2 separate regions of the Homo sapiens genome follow, and region 1 is linked to region 2. The links are chromatin loops, found by intact Hi-C in ENCODE. Cell type or tissue: psoas muscle. All regions are shown on one strand. Each heading gives the region's core, and the rest is flanking DNA. Links, peaks and the distances in the headings are about the cores only. Region 1 overlaps ATXN10 (ataxin 10). Region 2 overlaps ATXN10 (ataxin 10).

The links. A loop is a pair of places that touch in the nucleus more often than their neighbours do. Peaks named below come from ENCODE experiments on the same cell type or tissue, not always from the same donor. Only the 100,000 strongest peaks of a DNase experiment are listed, where the experiment ranks them.
Region 1: it touches region 2 in a loop (2.0-fold over the local background); 1 of 110 quality-filtered maps calls a loop at or near these places.

Annotation. Positions count from the first base shown.
Region 1 is chr22:45,828,950-45,834,332 of GRCh38, forward strand. All of the region lies in intron 10 of ATXN10 (ataxin 10), which reads left to right. Among named protein-coding and RNA genes, the nearest start is that of MIR4762, 71 kb to the left of the region's middle. In psoas muscle, for the core only: a CTCF peak has its summit at 2,726; no DNase peak of the experiment used is centred there.
Region 2 is chr22:45,752,152-45,757,534 of GRCh38, forward strand. The region is part of intron 9 of ATXN10 (ataxin 10); the gene reads left to right. Among named protein-coding and RNA genes, the nearest start is that of MIR4762, 5.7 kb to the right of the region's middle. In psoas muscle, for the core only: no CTCF peak of the experiment used is centred there; a DNase peak (open chromatin) is centred at 2,750.

The DNA of each region.
Region 1 (5,383 bases), core at 179-5,178, 77 kb after region 2:
ACACTACAAGAAAACTAAAGACCAACATCCTTTATGAACATGAATTTAACAGCATACTAAAAGAATTACACACCATGACCAAATGGAATTTATTCCTGGAATGCGGGGGTGGTTCAACATACTGAAATTGATCAGTGTAATACACCACATTAATAGAATGAAGGGAAAGAAACACATGATCAATTCAGTTGATGCAGAAAAAGCATTTGACAAAATTCAACATCTCTTCATGATAAAAAACACTCAACAAACTAGGAATATAATGAAACTGCCTCAACATAATAAAAGCCAGGAAAACCCAACAAGTGAAAAATCAACAGCAAACATAACTCCACGATGAAAGACTGAAAGCTTTTTCTCTAAGATCGGGAACAAGGCAAGGACGTCCACTTTCATCACTTTTATTCAATATCTTACTAGAAGTTCTAACCAAACCAATTAAGCATGAAAAAGAAAAGGCATCCAAATTAGAGGAAGAAGTAAAATTATCTTTTCACAGATTATATGATCTATGGGAAACCCTAAAGATTCCATCCCCCTCATACACAAAAACCATTAAAACTCATGTTTTAATGAATTCAGTAAAGTAGAACTATATAAAGTCAACACACAAAAATCAGTTGCATTCTATTTACTAATACTGACGGAATGGAAATTACAAAAGCAATTCCTTTTATAATAGCATCAAAAATAATAAAATACTTAGGAATTAACTTACTCAAGGAGGTGAAAGACTTGTACCATGAAAACTATAAAACATTGCTGAAAGAAATTAAAGGAGACATAAACGGGAACACATCGCATGTTCATGTGTTGAAAAACAATATTGTTAAGATGTCAGTACTGCTCAGAGCAATTACAGATTTAATGCAAGTCATGTCAATATCCCAATGAAATTTTTTGCAGATATAGAAAAACCCATTCCAAACTTCATATGGAATCCCAAGGGACATTGAATAGCCAAAACAATGTATAAGAAGAACAGAGCTGGAAGACTCACACTTCCTGATTTTGAAACTTATAATAAAGCTACAATAATCAAAACAATGTGGTACTGACATGAAGACAGACATCTGGACTAGTGGGACAGAATAGAGAATCCAGAGATAAATCTCCACAAATGTAGTCAAATGATTGCTGAAAAGGATGACAACACCATTCAGTGGAGAAAGCGCAGTCTTTTCAATAGATGGTGCTAAGGAAACTAGATATCCAGGTGCAAAAGAATGAAACTGAACCCTTACTTAACGTCATATACAAAAATTAACTCAAAGTGGATTAAATGTAAGACTCTTAGATGAAAATACAGAGCAGAAGCTTCACATGACATTGGATTTGGCAGTTATTTATTGGATGTGATACCAAAGGCACAGACAGCAAAAGGAAAAATGATAAATTGGACTACATGAAAATTTTAAAATATTTTGCATCATTCAACAGAGTGAAAGAATCATTCAACAGAGTGAAAATGTAATCCACAGAATGGGAGAATATATTTGCAAATTATTTATTTGATAAGGGATAGATATCTAGAATATATAGAGAATTCATAAAACTTAACAATAAAACAACCTCATTCAAAAATGGACAAAAGACTTGAGTACACATTTCTCCAGTAAGATATACAAATGGCCAAGAAGCACATGAAAATATACTCAGCATCACTAATCATGAGGAAAATGCAAATCAAAACCACAATGAGATACCACCTCACATCCATGAGGATAGCCACTATACAAAACAAGAAAAAAAAAAAAAACAAGTCTTGGCATGAATGTGGAGAAATCAGAACTCCCATGCATTACTGATGGGAATGTAAAATGGTGCAGCCATTGTGGAAAACGGTTTGGCAAGTCCCCAAAAAGTTAAAGATAGAATTACTATATATATGATTTAGCAATTCCACTTCTGGGTATATACCCGAAAGAATTGAGAGTAGTGTCTCAAAGAAGTATTTGTACACCATGTTCCTAGCAGCATTATGTGCAGTAGCCAAAAGGTAGAAGCAACCCAGGTGTCCACCAAAGGATGAGTGGATAAACAAAATGTGGCCTCTACATTTACTGAAATATGAGTCAGCTTTAAAAGGAAGGCAGTTCTGACACACACTACAACATGGATGAACCCTGAGGACCTTACACTTAGTGAAATAAGCCAGTCATACCGTGTCAGCTTATTTATAAGAGGTACTTAGAGTAGTCAAAATCACAGAGACAGAAAGTAGAGTGCTTGCCAGTGGTTGAGGGGAGAGAAGAAAGGGAATTACTGTTTAATGGGGACTGAGTTTCAGTTTACAAGACGAGTTGCGGAGATGGATGGTGGTGATAGACACACAACGTTGTGAATGCGTTTAACACTACCAATGTGTACTCTTTAGTATAGTTAGGATGCGAAATTTTATGTTACGTGTACCTTACCACAGTAAAAAAAAAAAATTTTGGAGAAAAATAAATGTAGGCAGCAACTGTACCTCAGACTTTTCCTGTATGTCTCAGATCCTCATCAGGGGCCTGAGCACAAAATAGTTTTCTAATTAATCATTCTTCAGGGTCAAAAAAAAGCAAACAGTTCTGTCTGTTTAACAGTAATATCTGACATTGAGTGCCTCTTTTCATGCCAGGCATTGTGATCTTATTTCATCTTTGCATCCATCCTATGAAACAATATTTTTATCTTCATTTTATAGAGGAGGGAATTTAGGCAAATGGTTTTATAACTGGCTAGGGCCACCAGCTGTTCGGCAGTGGAACAGCAATGCAATTTGAACCTCAACTTTCTGCCCACAAGGCCCAAGAACATAATCACTTTTCTGTACTATCGTTTGACATATTGAGAGATCATTTTGTCTCCCCCTCATTGGCGAAAGGATGTGAAGTCACGTGCCTGATAGAGGAGCGTGGTGGCCTTTAAGCCCACCCAGAGCCTGTGCTGGAGCTCCACTGTACCCATGGCTCTCAGGTGCACTGAGTGTGTTGTGCACATGGCAAACACCCCCTTCCGTCACCTGTACCCACCACCTGTCCAAGTTCATAGGTGGAACAACTGCCTTGGTAAAGTTGTGTAAATTGCCCAAAGCCGTGCGGCTTGTAAAGTGGCAGAGCCAGAATTGAACCCAAGTCTGTATTATTCCAAAATTTTATTCTCACCATTATGGACTCCTGCTCCCTTGTTCCACTCTCCACGCAGCTGCCCACAAGAGCTTCTTAATTTTTCTACTTCAGCTCTTTCGATGAGTTCTCATTGTGTTAGAATGCAGTACAGCAAGCTCCTTACCATAGCCTAAGAATCCCTGAAGGAGCTGGCCTTGACTGACCTCTGCTTCTTTTTATCCACTCTCCCTCACTCATTCTTCCCAGCCATACAAGTTTTTCTCATCAGTGTTCCTCCATGTGGAGGCGCTGTGTGGCCTGCTCCCATCTGCACCCTCCTCCTCAGCTCTCCAGGGGTCTGGCTTCTTTTCATCCTTTGAGTTTCAGCTCTGATGTTAATTCCTCAGAGAGGCCTTCCCTAACTCCCCTCTTTCCCCAAGTTGTCCTCTTGTAATTATGCTCTGTCACCCCTTTCAGACTTTGTTTTTTGGTTTAGGGCCTGCCTCTGCAAGTGCTAGAATGTAAACGCCCCAAGGGCAGGGACTGGACTATCCTGTTAGCTGTTGTCTTACCAGTATTGAGCATTTTGCCTTCGTATTTATTAAATGAATGAATAGATCATGATTAAATTTTTGAGAGACATTCAGATGTAAGATTAACAGTTTGAATTTTTGTTCATATCTAAATCCCTTGCTCCAACGCCAGTCTAAATATCAAGAGGTGTGTTGTTCATAGAAAAGAGGAAAACAGTGTTAAAGTATTAAGTTTCTGTAATTCAATGAATTTTCTCCCCAAAATGAAATATTCAGTACTTCAGAAATTTTTTAGAGAGATACGCGTCAAGGGAGAGTTTTAGAACTAAGTGTCACCAGCATGACCACTTGGCTTTTAAATAGTCTAAAGTGTTATAGTGAATGTTGGAGTTATTTATGTATTATACCTTTCTGCTGAAGGTTGTCCTGACTTTAAATGGATATAGTAGTGCTCTTCCCCTGATGAGGACAAATTAGAATTAGAGATCTCCTTGTTGAAAGAAATCAATCAGACTGCAGGTAACTCTTGAGTCACCTATTACTGTTAGAAGTGAAAGCAGACAGCATGAAATGAGAACCTCTCTCCTGTGCTGACTTTGCAGCATCATAGAGTCCTTGGGAAGCGCACGCATCTGGTATCTGTCCCTGTTCACCCTGCAAGCCCTCCCCACCCTTGACCACCGACTTCCTGGGAGCTGCTGAAGGCGTCGGGGGAGGTGGGGTGAGGAGGCAGGTCAGGATGGCCATGGTAACTAATGCCATTGGAGCAAGTGCTACCAGATGCCCAGACACTGGTGTGTACAGCATAAGAGCGCTCCTTGACTCCTCAGGGCCTGCTGGGTCTTGTCTGTTCTAAATCGCCAGAAGCTCCACCCTGTTCATGTTCTTCATTTAATCCTTTCTAACTTAGAACTATTTTTGATCCTTGGCTGTACTTCATTAATTTTGAAATATCAACAGTGCTAGACGAACACTAATGTCTTATAACTTAGGTGGGTTTACTTTTTCTGCTCCAAATTTTTATTTCACTTTGAATTGTTAGCTTATTAGCTAGTTCTAAAGGTATTTTGCAGAGATAGTTACTCTGACTGGTATCTGCAAGTTTATCACTTGGGATTTCTTTGAAGAGAAAGGGATGTATTTCATGTATCACAAAACCTACCGTTCCTTGTACTGGTTTGTAGGCATAGCTCAGAAACGTGCAGTCATAGCAACCCGGAAGAAGAACTGCTCTGCCCTCCAGAGGTCTCTCTGGATGGACTGGTCGCGAGAGCACACTTAGCAGCGATACGGCATCGCGATCAGGGGAGCGGATGCCAGAGCCTGACTGCCTACTTCCAAATCCACCTTGAACACATCCAGTTGCGGGACCTTGGCCATGTTCGCCTCTGTGTCTAAGTTTTCTCATCAGTAGAATGAGGATAGTAACGAACATCTACCGCATAGAGAGTTTGTGAGGATTGAATGCTTTCACACTTAGAACAGCCCCTGGCACATCCTGTGTCCTGGAATGTGACAACTGATGCTGTTACCTTTATTAGTTTTACTCGTGTTACTATTTTATGAAGGTAAACTGACAATCTCATTTTCAGTCTTGGCTTATGTGAGAGACACTTAATTGTACAAAGCTTTGCTTGCATTGAGAGTGGCAGTGTGTTCCAGGAACAGAAATTCAGTGGGGCCAGCTTATTATCTGGCCACTGATCCCAAAGATCACCAGGTACTTGGTAAACAGCCTCTTTACCTGGCAGGTGAGGCCTG
Region 2 (5,383 bases), core at 103-5,102:
CATAGTGGTAAGAGCTTGTAGTTCAATTCAACAAGTATGTGTTTGCCATATGCTGTGTACCAGCCAGTATTCTAGACACTGGGAATGCAGAAATGGATTTGGCCTACTGTTCTCTCGAGGAATTCACAGTGTAAAGAAGGAGACAGATGTAGAAACTATCATCTCAGTATCATAGAATAAGTGGTGTGTGACAGGATTGAGAGCCAGTAGAAAAGTACCTAAGTGCTTGGTATAAATGGCTCTACTTGGAACTTCAGGAAGAACCTCCTGGATCCAGGCCTTGAAGGATGAATGAGAAAGAGTTAGGCAGTTAGAGGAGTAGGTCAGCCTTGCAGGCAGTGGGTGAGCAGGTGTGTGGGACAGTGCAGGACCCAGTGGCACCTGAGGGGTTGGGGTTGGGGTTGGGGTTGGGGTTGGGGCTGGGGCTGGGGCTGGGGCTGGGGCTGTGCCAGAGAGCTGGCCCCTTGGCTGCACGATGGGCTCTGCACTCACTGTGGGAACTAAGGGTTAGGCCATTTTCAGCGTTAGTAGATTCCTTATTGTAGCTCTCATTTCTGAGGATTATTTTGTGGTTCTTTTTCAGATCCACTTCTTTTTTTTTTTTGAGACGGAGTTTTGCTCTTGTTGCCAAGGCTGGAGTGCAATGGTGCGATCTCGACGCAACCTCCGCCTCCCAGGTTCAAGTGATTCTCCTGCGTCAGCCTCCCGAGTAGCTGGGATTACAGGCATGCGCCACCATGCCCAGCTAATTTTTGTATTTTTAGTAGAGGTGGGGTTTTCCCATGTTGGTCAGGGTGGTCTTGAACTCCCGACCTCAGGTAATCTGCCCACCTCGGCCTCCCAAAGTGCTGGGATTACAGGCGTAAGCTACCGTGCCCGGCTGATCAACTTATTTTTTATTGTGTTGTCCATCTTCGTCTTGAGTCATTTAAGACACTTATTTTCTCTTGGAGATTGTTTTTATTTCTAGTTTTTAGGGTATGGTTTTTCTCATTTGTTCTCTCTCATTTCCCTCTTCCCTTAACCCCTCCCCTCCTCCTCTCCACCCGCGGTTTCTTTTCCCAGTGATTTTTTTTTTCTGTCTTTTAACTTGATCTCATCTTCTTAGGAGAAACCTTTTTCGGCAGAAGTCCCATAGGTCCTGGCTGTGGACTTGTATTCACAGAGCGATTTGCTTTTGTTTTCATCTCCTCGGGTCCTAGAGGGTCCACTCACCTCTTACCAGCTTTTTTTTTTTTTTTTTTTTTTTTTTTTTTTTTTTTTTTTTTTTTTTTGAGACAGAGTCTCGCTCTTGCCCAGGCTGGAGTGCTATGGTGTGATCTGAGCTCACTGCAACCTCCGCCTCCCGGGATTAAGCGATTCTCTTGCCTCCGCCTTCCTAGTAGCTGGGATTACAGGTGTGCACCACCATGCCCAGCTAATTCTTTGTATTTTTAGTAGAGATGCGGTTTCACTATGTTGGCCAGGCTGGTCTCGAACTCCTGACTTCAGGCAATCCACCCGCCCCAGCCTCCCAAAGTGCTGGGATTACAGGTGTGAGCCACTGCGCCCATCTCAGTTTTTATATTAATATAATTTCTTGACTTGGGATTCTAGTACCACACTGACAATGTGACTCTGGATGCAGTAGCTGCCTGTGATAATGGTCTTCCCTGGTCCCCCACTGAGATGTCGAAGCAACCCAAAACCTTTTTAACTGCTACACAGAGATTTTGATGATGTGGCAGCCTGTGATGGGGTCCCATCCTAGACTAGAGTTTTTCATTCTTTGTCTCTGCCCTTTGTAAGCCAAAAGCCACCTACTTGTTTGCAGTCCTGAAAACTCTAGCCTCCAGGAACCTTGTCCTAGTTGGATCCTGCATGCCTCCACTCTTGTCTGCCTCTCTGGGTTTTATTTCTGGCCTCTGAGAATGATGCTCACACTGCCCAGTGGCAGGACGCAACCTGGGTTCCTGAGCCTTATGGGGTTAAGTGCAAAAGTGAGTCCTGTCAGCTAAGCAGGAGCTGCTGAGAGACGACCCACGGAGGTGGGCTCCAGCAGCTTGGCACGTGTACCTTCGTGGTGCATGGGAAATTTTGATTCAGGTGAAAAAACAGTTTAAATTCTAGGATATTCTTGCTTTCTACCCAGGCAACACCTCACATGTTGACTTAACTTGTGAGTCTCCCTTTCTTCATCTGTAAAGTAGAGATGATTTTACTTCCCTCATACATTTATTGTGAGGATTAAATTACTATTGATGACAGCAGTCACAGTGACCTTCCATGAATGCCTCCTGCATGTGCTTGAGTGGGATGTTTCAGAGGTGTGTTTTGTTTTATCTCATCCTCTTCAGAGCCTGTGCTTACTGTGTCATTCTGCCTCTCTAAGTTAAATGTGCAGGAAAGGCTTCCTCAAAGCCACTCAGTGGTGGGAGTGCTGTCTCAGTAGTCCCGCAAGCCTGTAATCCCAGCACTTTGGGAGGCCGAGGCCAGCGGATCACCTGAGGTCAGGAGTTCGAGACCAGTCTGACCAACATGGTGAAACCCCGACTCTACTAAAAATACAAAAAAATTAGCCAGATATGGTGGCTCATGCCTGTAGTCCCAGCTACTTGGGAGGCTGAGGCAGGAGGATCGCTTGAACTCTGGAGGCAGAGGTTGCAGTGAGCTGAGATCGTGCCACTGCACTCCAGCCTGGGCAACAGAGTGAGACTCTGTCTCAAAAAATGTCTTGGCCCTCCTTGCAACAGGCTCTTGGGCAGGCAGCCACCATGAAGGGGTGCCAAGAGTATGAGAAGCATGAGGTCCATGCCTGTTCCTTCTCTGCCTGTGAGCTGCGAGACCGTCCCTCAACACACAGGACTGACTGGCTGTCTCTCACAAGCCAGCATCCTGGTGCTCAGGAAAGCCAGGTGGCAGGGCATGGGGAAGGAGTACCACCTGTGGCCCTGTGCTGGTCACATGTGTGGCCCTCAGAGGAAATCTCCAACCCTCCAAACGCTTGTTCAGGACTTCCTGTGCCTGCACAGTGCTTGTAAATCCTGCAGCAGTGGCCCATTCAGATAGTCAGAGGTGTGGCCTGATTTCTCCATGACCCTCTATCCTTCCGATATTTTCATCGTGATAGGAATTCCACTTTTAACTTTTCATTTCCTTTAGTTCAGATCTATGTCAAAATGCAAACACACCTTGGAGGGGAAATGTTTTAAGCCCTCATCCTTCTTTTACATACTTGTATGGATGTATTTCTAATCATAACAAACTCTGATTAGGGGGCCTCAAGAGACCAAGGAGGAGCAAGAAGAGGTGTGAAGGTTCTCTGGCCGTTCTGCCTTCTCACTGCCTCCCAGGCTCTGCTCCTTTCCCCTTCCCTCCTCCTGGCCGCACTAAGTTCTGGGGTTGGTTACTGTCATCAATATCTTGTTGGTGTTTTTCATGCTACTAATAGTAATAATTTGTGTATATTTGGAAGTACCCCTGTGTCTTTTGGGGGAAAGGTATTATTAACTTGGTTTCTTCTATAGATTGGAAAAATAAAATTTTGAACCTTATTCAAGACCCTGAAAAAGTAAACTGTTTCCAAAATGAATAATAATGACCAGAGTCAACAGTAGTGCAGGGGAGCATTTTATAGTGCTCACTGTGTGTCAGGTACTCTTCTGAGCCCTTAAATATATCAGTGCGTTCATCCTCATGATATTTCCTAGATGGGAACATATTATCCCCATCATAGAAATCTGTGAACTGAGCCACATCAGGGTTCAATAGCTTGCCTGAGGTCACACACAGCCAATCAAGGGTGCAACCGCATAAGAACCCAGGTGGCCTGGCCCCAGACCCATGCTCTGCACCACTACATAGCCACCCACCCACCTCCTCCTTCTGCCATGTTTGGCACAGACTTGGCCTTGGCCAAGTCTCTGAGAGAGGTGACCACTGGGCATGCCATTAGCCAGAGTTTTCCATGTTATCGTAAATTAAGTTTAAAATGGAATTCTCTTTGTTTACCTAGACTTTTTTTTTTTTTAAAGAGACAAGGTTGTGCTTTCTCACCCAGGCTGGAGTGCAGTGGTGTGAACGGGCTCACTGTAGCCTTAAACTCCTGGGCTCAAGGGATCCTCCCACCTCAATCTCCTGAGTAGCTTGGACTACAGGTGTCCACCACCATGCCTGGCTAATGTTTAAATTTTTTGTAGAGATGAGGTCTTGCTGTGTTGCCTAGGCTAATCTCGAGCCCCTGGGCTCGAGTGATCTTCCTGCCTTGCCTCCCAAAGCATTGGAATTATAGGCATGAGCCACCACACTCGGCCCCAGACCCTTTTTAAGTAATCAATATTCTGTGTACAGGCTTGAAAGACTGACATTTCCAAAAAGATATATTTATTAGAGGAAATTGTGTACCAACTTTAAGCAAGAGAATATGTATGCTTTAATCATTTGAGAAAAATGAACTATTGCTTGAAAAGAAAAGAGCTAAATATGTTGAACTTTTCCCAGTCCAGCTGAAACTGCCCTTCAGAGTTTACTGTGGGGTGGGGATGGGGGTTGTGATTGTCCTTTTCAGGTTGAACTTTTTGTATTATTGTACATCTTATGTTACAAATCCTTCTACAAGCTGCACTTAGCTCATATTACTCTCAGACATTGAATAATTGGTTTAATGTGAGACTACTTTCTGGGAATGATTCATTGGTATTTATTTGACATGTTTTAGTGATAATATTGAATATATCCACTGGAAAAATCCAAGAGGAACCTTTAAATGAAATCATTTCCATGGCAGAGTTGGGGGCAAGAGAGGGAGTTGGAGTTGATTTCTCATCGTGTGAATCCCACTCCATCAGCACGTGGAAACTGAGGAAGAGGGAAGGAGTGGAGAAGAACCAGACGAGAGACACGGTTCCAGATGCTTTCCCAAGTGGCTGTGCCCTCCTCCTATTTGCGGAGGAATGGCTTTGGTCTGCACCTGCAGCTCTGGACGGACTGCCTGGGGCTGGGGCTGTGGAGGCGGACGACTGGGGAGTCTGATGGGGAGGTGGGTGGCGGGGGTGTTGACAGGAAAAATCCGACTGGCGGCCTTGGAGCAGTTCGAAGAGAGGGCGTGTCCTTTGCCTGTTGGAATTCCAACCCTGGCGACTTTCAGCTACACCCTCCTCCCTCCCCTAGCCCCACACAAAACAAAAATGCCTCAGAGCTTCAGTGTAACTGGAGCAATACCAGCTGATTCTAACAGTGTGGCCCAGCAGCGCCTGCTGGCTGGGAGCAGGGACAGAAAATGCCTGAGGCTCCGAGGTGGGAGCCCAGGCTGGGATTCAGGATTTCGCTGCTCCCCGTTCAAGGCCTCTGGAGAATGTTCCAAAGGGAGGTGTGGATGTTTCATTCAGTACTTTGGAGGGAGAAA